Linked DNA regions of Homo sapiens: region 1 is linked to region 2. Evidence: read pairs that join two places in POLR2A ChIA-PET (ENCODE). Cell type or tissue: OCI-LY7. All regions are shown on one strand. Links, peaks and the distances in the headings refer to the core of each region. The heading gives the core; the rest is flanking DNA. Region 1 overlaps FKBP5 (FKBP prolyl isomerase 5). Region 2 overlaps FKBP5 (FKBP prolyl isomerase 5).

Region 1 (4,397 bases), core at 286-4,285, 90 kb after region 2:
ACTCTTAATTTCAACTATTACCTCTATTAGTATAACTCCCAAATCCTAATAGAGGTAGTAGCTGAAATTAAAAGTGGCATAATTTCTCCCTCTTTCCTTCTCCAATCTTTGATTTCTCTCACTTCAGGACCCTTTTATTTCCTTATGTTTTTAAGGAAAATTAACTTTTTCAAAATTGGTCCCTTCTCCATTTATTTCATAATCTGTATTATCTGGCCATTCTCCTAGGTTTGCAACTTCAATATAATTTTTCTCCACTTAATCAATAGGACCGCCAACTATTCATTGTGTTTCTTATCTTACTTTCGACTCCATAGCTATCATCATATTTTGAGTTTTCTTCCTCTCCTTTGTGAATTACTACAGTTCTCCAGAGGACCTGCCTACCTCCAGACGGCTCACTCACTCCCACTCATTCTGTATACACTGCTAGTGAAGCCTTTCTGACACAGCACACCCACCACATTACTCTCTAATTCATGGACCTTAAATAGTGTTCCAACACAACAAATCTAAACTTCTCAAACCAGCACTCAGGGTCTTCTGCTCCTTTAGAATGTCACTAGTAAATGCTCCTCTTTTTTTTTTTTTTTAGAGGAGTCTCACTCTGTCACCAAGCTGGAGTGCAGTGGCGCGATCTCGGCTCACTGCAACCTCCGCCTCCCAGGTTCAAGCAATTCTCCTGCCTCAGCCTCCCGAGTAGCTGGGACTACAGGCGCGTGCCACCACACCCAGCTAATTTTTTTTGTATTTTTAGTAGAGATAGGGTTTCACTATGTTTGCCAGAATGGTCTCAATCTCTTGACTTCATGATCCGCCCGCCTCGGCCTCCCAAAGTGCTGGGATTATAGGCATGAGCCACCGTGCCTGGCCATAAATGTTTATCTTAAACATTCTAAAAAGATAAAAACCTAGAAACCCAACATTCTGATCTTCTTCATCTAAATCTGTACAATACACACTATGGGTCTGTAGAGGTCATAGTACACTATCTTCCACCTAACTTCAACAGATCACATCAGGCAATGGAACTATGGACAGTCCCCAACTTATGGTTTGGGTTACGAGTTTCAACTTTATGATGGTGAGAAGGCGATACACATTCAGTAGAAACAGTACTCCAAGCACCCATACAACTATTCTGCTTTTTCACTTTCAGTTTTCAATAAATTATGTGAGACATTCAACACATTATAAAATAGGCATTCTATTAGATGGTTTTGCCCAACTGTAGGCTAATTTAAGTGTTCTGAGCATGTGTAAGGTAGGCTATGATGTTCAGTAAGTTAGGTATATTAAATGCATTTTCAACTTGTGATATTTTCTATTTACAATGAGTTTATCAGGAGGTAAAACCACCATAAGCCAAGGAACATATATATTACCTAATGTATCATCTTCTGAACATCTCAAGCTACTATGACAAGGATTCATTTTCAGAAGTTTAATCCTTCTAATCCACAAAATTAAAGTGTGTACAGTTATCAGAAAAATAACACTTCATATCTTTAGTAAGAGTACAAATTTGTTGAATATTTTTAAGGGCGAATTTCCCAATATCTACTGAAAGTTTATGTGCAAATATCCTTTAGCCCAGCAATATCACTTCCAGGAAATAACCTGTAGATATTCTCACAGAAGCAAGCAAAAATACATGCAGAAACACTACTATTATAGTTAAAAAAAAAAAAAAAAAAAAAAAAAGGAGGGGAGTGGATTTCCTTCATAGACTTCTATTATACATCTCTACAATGGAAAATTATATAATTAAAAATAAAGACACAGTTACAAACGAATTGATATGGAAAGTTTAAGAATGCCATGAAGGGGAAAAAAAGCTATTTATAGAACAGAATATAATTATTCTATTTGTGTAAAGAAAATGTATATGAAGGCTGGGCACGGTGGCTCACGCCTGTAATCCCAGAACTTTGGGAAGCTGAGGCAGGCGGATCACGAGTTCAAGAGATCAAGACCATCCTGGCCAACACAGTGAAACCCCGTCTCTACTAAAAATACAAAAATTAGCCGGGCATGGTGGCAGGCGCCTATAATCCCAGCTACTCGGGAGACTGAGGCAGGAGAATCCCTTGAACTCGGGAGGTTGCAGTAAGCCGAGATTGCACCACTGCACTCCAGCCTGGGCGACAGAGCGAGACTCTCTCAAAAAAAAGAAAAGAAAGAAAATGTATATGAAGAGAAAATACCTAGAAAAAATATAGTAAGCCATTAATAGTAGCTAATTCTGGAGAATGGGGCTCAGGGGAAGAAACAATAAATTTTCACTTGTTTTGTGTGTGTGTCTGTGTGTGTGTGTGTGTGTGTGTGTGTGTGTGTGTGTGTATACATAGATGCATGCCTTTTAAAAAAATCAGTTTATTAAATTTACATTAATAAAGAAAACTGAGTATAGCAAAGGCTCTTAACCTTAGATGAATATAATTGATCTTGATTATCCACAGTACAAGAAATATGAGCTACTAAAAGTGCTTAATGAGAAACTCATCCATTCATTCAACTATTTATGGAACACTTACTAGGCGTCAAGCATTGTGCCTGATACTGACATAATGGTGAACAAGAAAGACCTAGTCCCTGCTCCCAAGGAACTTACAGAAAGGCCTTTTGGACTCCATTTTTCCTGTCTCCCCTGTAAGAACCACTCTGACTTACAAGTGTGTGCTCTCATTATGCCTATTACGCTTATGGCTCCCATAAGACAAATATTAATTAATAGAATCATTATATCAACCAAAAAGAATCCTTAAAATGATTAACCCGTTTCCTCCATAATTAATATTTAAAGTTATTAGAAGCATAATCTGTGGAAAGAACAATTCAACAAGCACTCTTTCAAATAAACAAATAAGAAGTAACCTAGTTGGCTGGGTGCAGTGGCTCATGCCTATAATCCCAACACTTTGGGAGGCCGAGGCAGGTGGATCACCTGAGGTCAAGAGTTTGAGATCAGCCTGGCCAACATGGTGAAACCCCATCTCTATTAAAAATACAAAAATCAGCCAGGCGTGGTGGCGGGTGCCTGTAATCCCAGCTACTCAGGAGGCTGAGGCAGAAGAATTCTCTATTAAAGATACAAAAATCAACTAGGCATGGTGGCGGGCGCCTGTAATCCCAGCTGCTCAGGAGGCTGAGGCAGAAGAATCACTTGAACTCAGGAAGCAGATGTTGCAGTGAGCTGCGATCCCGCCACTGCACTCCAGCCTGGGTGACAGAGTGAGACTCTTTCGAAAAGAAAAAAAGTAACCTAAATGTTAAATGAAGTTTAAGGGAAATTAGCTAAGAACATTCAAAAAGGGAAAAAAATTATAGGAAATTTTTATTTTATTTTCTTCACTAATTTAATTTTTCTACAACGAGTGTGTAACACAATAAGAAAGTAAAAGTTATTATTCAAAAAGAATCCTCTATGGCAACAGCAGATCAGCCACTGCATAAAATCCAACTCTTCTTCCCACTATACCCAGCCCTTTACGGTCTGGCCTTGCTGAGACTCCTTGTGTGAGCCCAGAGCCCACTCCCCTTTATGCTGGAAACAGCATCCCGGGACTTTCCTCTGGGAAGCCCTGCTTCTCCCTCTTAGGCTAGGCCCAGTGTCCATTTTTTGCCAGTCAGTGCTTTCTATCCCTTTGGCTACCACAACAGTTCAGGGGTAAACACACAACCCTAACAGACCAAAACCAAAATCAATCCTGAAAAGAGTCTAATTTTAATGAAACTATTAAATTGATTATAATTAAGTGACATGTAATACAGCTAAAAATCCTTTTAAAAACTTTGTAATAAATGGAATTTTCACTTAATGTGGCCCCTAAATGTTCTGTGTGACTACAATTTCATATCATAAAACTGGAATGGAATAGTTATAAGTCACCTCTTTTGTTGTTTTTTTTCTTCTTTTTTTTGTATTATTATACTTTAAGTTTTAGGGTACATGTGTTTTGTTTTGTTTGTTATTATTATACTTTAAGTTTTAGGGTACATGTGAAGTCACCTCTTTTGTTAAAATGCACAACAATAAAACAACAAAATATAATGACACAATTTCCATTTCTAAGAAACTATCAGAACTTCATGATTGTCTTAAAGAATTAGAATGTTAAATTCCTATCAATCACATCCTGTTAAAATACTAAGTATAGAAACAGTAAGAAAATGCAGCTCAACCAAGCATATACATTAGTCATATTTCCTCTGATAATTTTTTTTTATAACTTCAAAACTAAAGACTCCTGTAGGAAGTATTTTATAAGGAACCTAAAATGAAACAATATCTAAGAAAACACTTGAGATGCAATTAACTTTTCAAAAAAAGTTTGATCAATTAATCATTTTCTTCTCAACTCTAAGAAAGCTATAGACTGTATTAATAAATCACA
Region 2 (4,397 bases), core at 309-4,308:
CTGGCTGTGTACCGGCATGGGAAGCTGTCTTCAACTCTTTCACAACTCACGCCAGAACAGAGAAGCTTGACAGGGCAGGAAAAGCGAGCAACTGCGTGTCAAACCTGCAGGTGAAACCCCTAGTGTAGAAGAGCAACTATTTATTTGTCAACCCTACAGATTTTGTTTTTAAAAATTAAGCTTAGTACTAAAAAGTCAAAATTTTTTTGCATGATAGAGGAGTGTAAATAAAGTTCCATAAACCAGTATACATATGCTTATGAGCCAATAATCTTAAAAAGACAAAAAAAGCTGCATGGATCCTAAATGACTATGTAAATAGATCCACTCCAGGTCAAAAATATTGTAAGCACAAGTCTTAAATTCTTAATAGCAAGGATTAGAATGAAAGAAGAAGCTGAGCAGTAGCAATGCTGGGAGGAAGTACTGTGTATTGAATATTATTCCCTAAAAGGAATAGAGGAGGGGAGAAAAAGCACAATTCTGATTGCTCTTTTCACATTTCAGTATCTCAGAACTTCATCGAAAATAGGAAAAGCTAATCCAGAAACTCTCATCTGCTCATTATCATTGCTGAAGGGTGTTTTAGGAATGACAGAATTACTCCCCCAGGGACAGGCTGTGTGTGGTAGAAAGCCACTCTCACAAGGAGGCTGGCTGAGGAGGGGGACTTTGGGAGGAGGCTAAGTCAGCAAGCAAGTGGCCTCTGAGGTTCTGGCTTTCACGTCTGTGACACTGCTGTGGAACTGGGGAGACATGAGACCCCTCTACTGTGGGTTCTGTTGGTTAAAAATGCAACAGACTACATTTATAGCACTTCAGTCATTTAAAAAACAAAAGCTTATCCTCCTTCCCCTACCCTACCCAACTGTAGGAAAGGAGAAATTCATGAAGCATTTTTTTTTTAAAGGTTTCTGCAGTGCTATGAAAGTTCAAAGGTAAAACCTAACAGCCCCACATTGTTAGGATGATCTCCAGGGACCCTGAATTGGATACTTGAAGGTTGATAGAAACTGAAATGAGCTGGACTTAAGCTGCTGGCTCACTCCCTCCACACCACAGTCATTTCTGTTTGTTCCACCTGGAGTGGTCCCGTGCCACCCCTCAGTGAACCCTCCGGGCAGCAGCAGGGGGGCTGTTTTTGGGAAGCTACTGGTTTTGCCATTTGCTTCCAGAATCACATAGACTATAACAAACTTTACATTAAACACTGTTCTGTCCTGAGTTGGGGGAAAGCCCATTGAGGAGGGGCCGAGTTCACTGGGACTCTTCCCTCCTTGGCGTGGCGTCATACGTGGCCCTCAGGTTTCTCTTCTTCCATTGCTTGACTGTCTGTTCCTTTTTCATTAGTGACCCCTTCTGAAGTCTTCTTGCCCATTGCTTTATTGGCCTCTTCCTAAGGAAGAAATAAGCAATCAAGAAGGTTAGAGAATAAAGAAGTGAAATAATTCCTGGCTCCTCCAGACTGTGTATCAGGTCCCAAACACGAGGTATTGCAATGATTTTCTCTAGGATATCTAGCTGGGTAGGTCAGGGCTGTGCTACCAATAGTTAGAGTGGGAGCTTCACCTTTCTTTGGTTGACACATGGGACAGCTGTGGGATAATGAAGTCTGGGCATTCCTGGAGACTGGGGACAGGACCAGAATGCCAACTATGCTGTAGGGAGGCCGCCCTCTCTGCAGACAGACCTCTCCTGCCACATTTTTCAGGCTGGCTGCCGACCCTCAAGATAACAGGTGTGATGATGGGGCTCCTATAACATCCCATTTCCTGGGAAAATCGTAAGTCTTACTTGAAAAAAAAATCCTGATGGGTTTACAATTTTTCAAAAATGACAAAAGGGCTGGGCATGGTGGCTCATGTCTATAATCCCAGCACTTTGGGAGACCAAAGCAGGAGGAACCCTTGAAGCCAGGGGTTCGAGACCAGCCTAGACAACAAAGTGAAACCCTATCTTTACAAAAAATTTTAAAAAATTAGCCCAGTGTGGTAGTGTGCTTGTCCTAGCTACTCAGGAGGCTGAGGTGGGAGGATCACTTGATCCAGAGAAGTCAAGGCTGCAGTGAGCCATGTTAGCACGACTGCATTACAGTCTGGGTGACAGAGTGAGACTCTGACTCGGGCAGGGGCCCGGGGGGCGGGCGGGGGGAGTTGGTGCAAAATTGCTGTTTTTGCCATTGAAAGTAATGGTAAAAACCACAATTACTTTTGAACCAATCTAATACATCTGAAGGGAATTTAGTTTTCTCATCTCTCATGACGTGTGCCTTTGGTGACTGGAACTGCCCTACTCGACCTTTGGATCCAAAGCAGCCTCAGATTAGATTGGAAATCGTTTTCCCTGCTCTTGAGCCTCTTGGGTTGTTTAGCTGTTCCTGTCCCCTAAAATCAAAGGGGCATGGTCAGGCTCTTGATCCACCTGCAGTCATCAGGCTCTGCACACACCTTGGCATCCTGCTCTGCAAACTTCTTGAACATGTTGGCGTATATCCTGCGGTCCCGCTCGTTGTGCTCCTTGGCCTTTTTCTGGCACATGGAGATCTGCAGTCTTGCAGCCTTATTCTGGGGGTTTACTTCCAGCACTTTCTCAAAGTCACCCTTGGCTGACTCAAACTCGTTCATGAGCAGCTGGGCTTCACCCCTCCTATACAAGCCTTTCTCATTGGCACTGTCCAGTCCAAGGGCCTAGGAATAGATGGTCTATATTTTAGAAAGGACGAATTTTAATAAATTCAGTAAACAGCTTACCAAAGTTCTCTTGCCAAAGGAGATGGAAAAAGTGTATTTAAAAAAATGGGGCTCAAGATAATTACATACTACTGATCAAAATTTACTACCCAAATTATTTTCTGCATTTAATGCAATTTCTAGAAAGATCCCAAGGAGATTTGAGAGGGGGCTCTTGAGAAGTTCATTTTAAAGTTCATTGGAACAAATAAGTGCCCAAGAATGGCTGAAAAAATTTGGGAAAAAAGAAAAAAATAAGAGGCACTTGTCTTACCAGAGAAAAAGACAAACTTTAAAACTACTGAAATTAAGACAGTTTGGTTACTAGCATGTGGACAAACAGCTCAGTGGAACAGAACGAATCATTCAGAAACAGTCATGTGTCTGCATATAAAAACATTTGAAAATGACAAAGGTGGTAATGTGAATCAGTGGAGAGTTAACTTTAAAATAAACGGGGCCAGGATGGCAGCTATCCACATAGAAAATAAGAGTTAAGGCCGGGTGCAGTGGTTCACACCCTAATCCCAGCACTTTGGGAGGCTGAGGCAGGTGATCACCTGAGGTGAGGAGTTCGAGACCAGCCTGGCCAACATGGCGAAATCCTGTCTCTACTGAAAATACAAAAATTAGCTGGGCATGGTGGCAGGCGCCTGTAATCCCAGCTACTTGGGAGGCTGAGGCAGGAGAATTGCTTGAACCAGGGAGGTGGAGGTTGGAGTGGGCTGAGATCGTGCCACTGCACTCCAGGCTGGGTGACAGAGTGAGACTCTTGTCTCCAAAAAAAAAAAAAAAAAAAAGTTCTTACCTCATATTGTAAGCACAAAAGTAAATTCTAGATCAACCATATTTACATATTAAAAAAAACCATAAAATGTTTCAATTATTTTTTATTTTAAAATATGTAAAATATAATCATTATTTTTTTGAGGCAGGGTCTCACTCTGTCGCCCAGGCTGGAGGGCAGTGGCTCAATCACAGCTCACTGCAGCCTCTATCTCCTGGGCTCAGGCAATCCTCTCGCCTCAGCCTCCGAAAGTCCTGGGGTTACAGGTCACAGGTGTAAACCACTGTGCCTGGCTTCAGTTATTTTTATAATCTTGGTGTGGGGAAGTCTTTTCTAACTAGAAAGGAGACGACAAATCTGACTACATAAACATTAAAACCTTCTTTAAAGAGAAAGATATAATCAACAAAGCTAAAAGAAAATTGCTGGGTTGTGGTGGCTCACACCTGTAATCCCAGCACTTTGGGAAGCTGAGGTGGCAAATCACCTGAGGTCAGGAATTGGAAACCAGCCGGGCCAACATGGTGAAACCCTGTCTCTACTAAAAATACAAAAATTAGCCTGGTGTGGTGGTCGGCACCTGTGGTCTAAGCTACTTGGGAGGCTGAGGCAGGAGAATCGCTTGAACTCGGGAGGTGGAGGTTAGAGTGAGCCAAGATTGTGCCATTGCACTCCAGACTGGGTAACAGAGAAAGACTCCATCTCCAAAAAAAAAAAAAAGAGGAAAATAAGGAGAACAGGCTTCCTATTGCCAAAGATAGGGTTAATAGTGATGCTATATGACTGCTTCTGTCAATAGAAGACAGAAAAATAATGTAGTCAAGGCTGTGCTGGGTGTGGTACCTCACAACTTTAATCCCAGCTCTTTGGAAGACCCCCAT

The links. ChIA-PET counts read pairs that join two places held together with the same protein. Peaks named below come from ENCODE experiments on the same cell type or tissue, not always from the same donor. Only the 100,000 strongest peaks of a DNase experiment are listed, where the experiment ranks them.
Region 1: POLR2A ChIA-PET joins it to region 2 with 5 read pairs; 7 of 35 experiments call an interaction of 5 or more read pairs at or near these places.

The regions. Positions count from the first base shown.
Region 1 is chr6:35,664,716-35,669,112 of GRCh38, forward strand. All of the region lies in intron 1 of FKBP5 (FKBP prolyl isomerase 5), which reads right to left. MIR5690 (microRNA 5690) reads right to left here and starts at 74; the gene lies at 2-74. In OCI-LY7, for the core only: no CTCF peak of the experiment used is centred there; no DNase peak of the experiment used is centred there; H3K4me3 peaks cover 888 bases; H3K27ac peaks cover 1,553 bases.
Region 2 is chr6:35,574,547-35,578,943 of GRCh38, forward strand. It overlaps FKBP5 (FKBP prolyl isomerase 5), which reads right to left. Exons shown (of 11, transcript NM_004117.4): 10 at 2,448-2,687; 11 at 1-1,396. The coding sequence ends at 1,289. Among named protein-coding and RNA genes, the nearest start is that of LINC03135, 33 kb to the left of the region's middle. In OCI-LY7, for the core only: no CTCF peak of the experiment used is centred there; no DNase peak of the experiment used is centred there.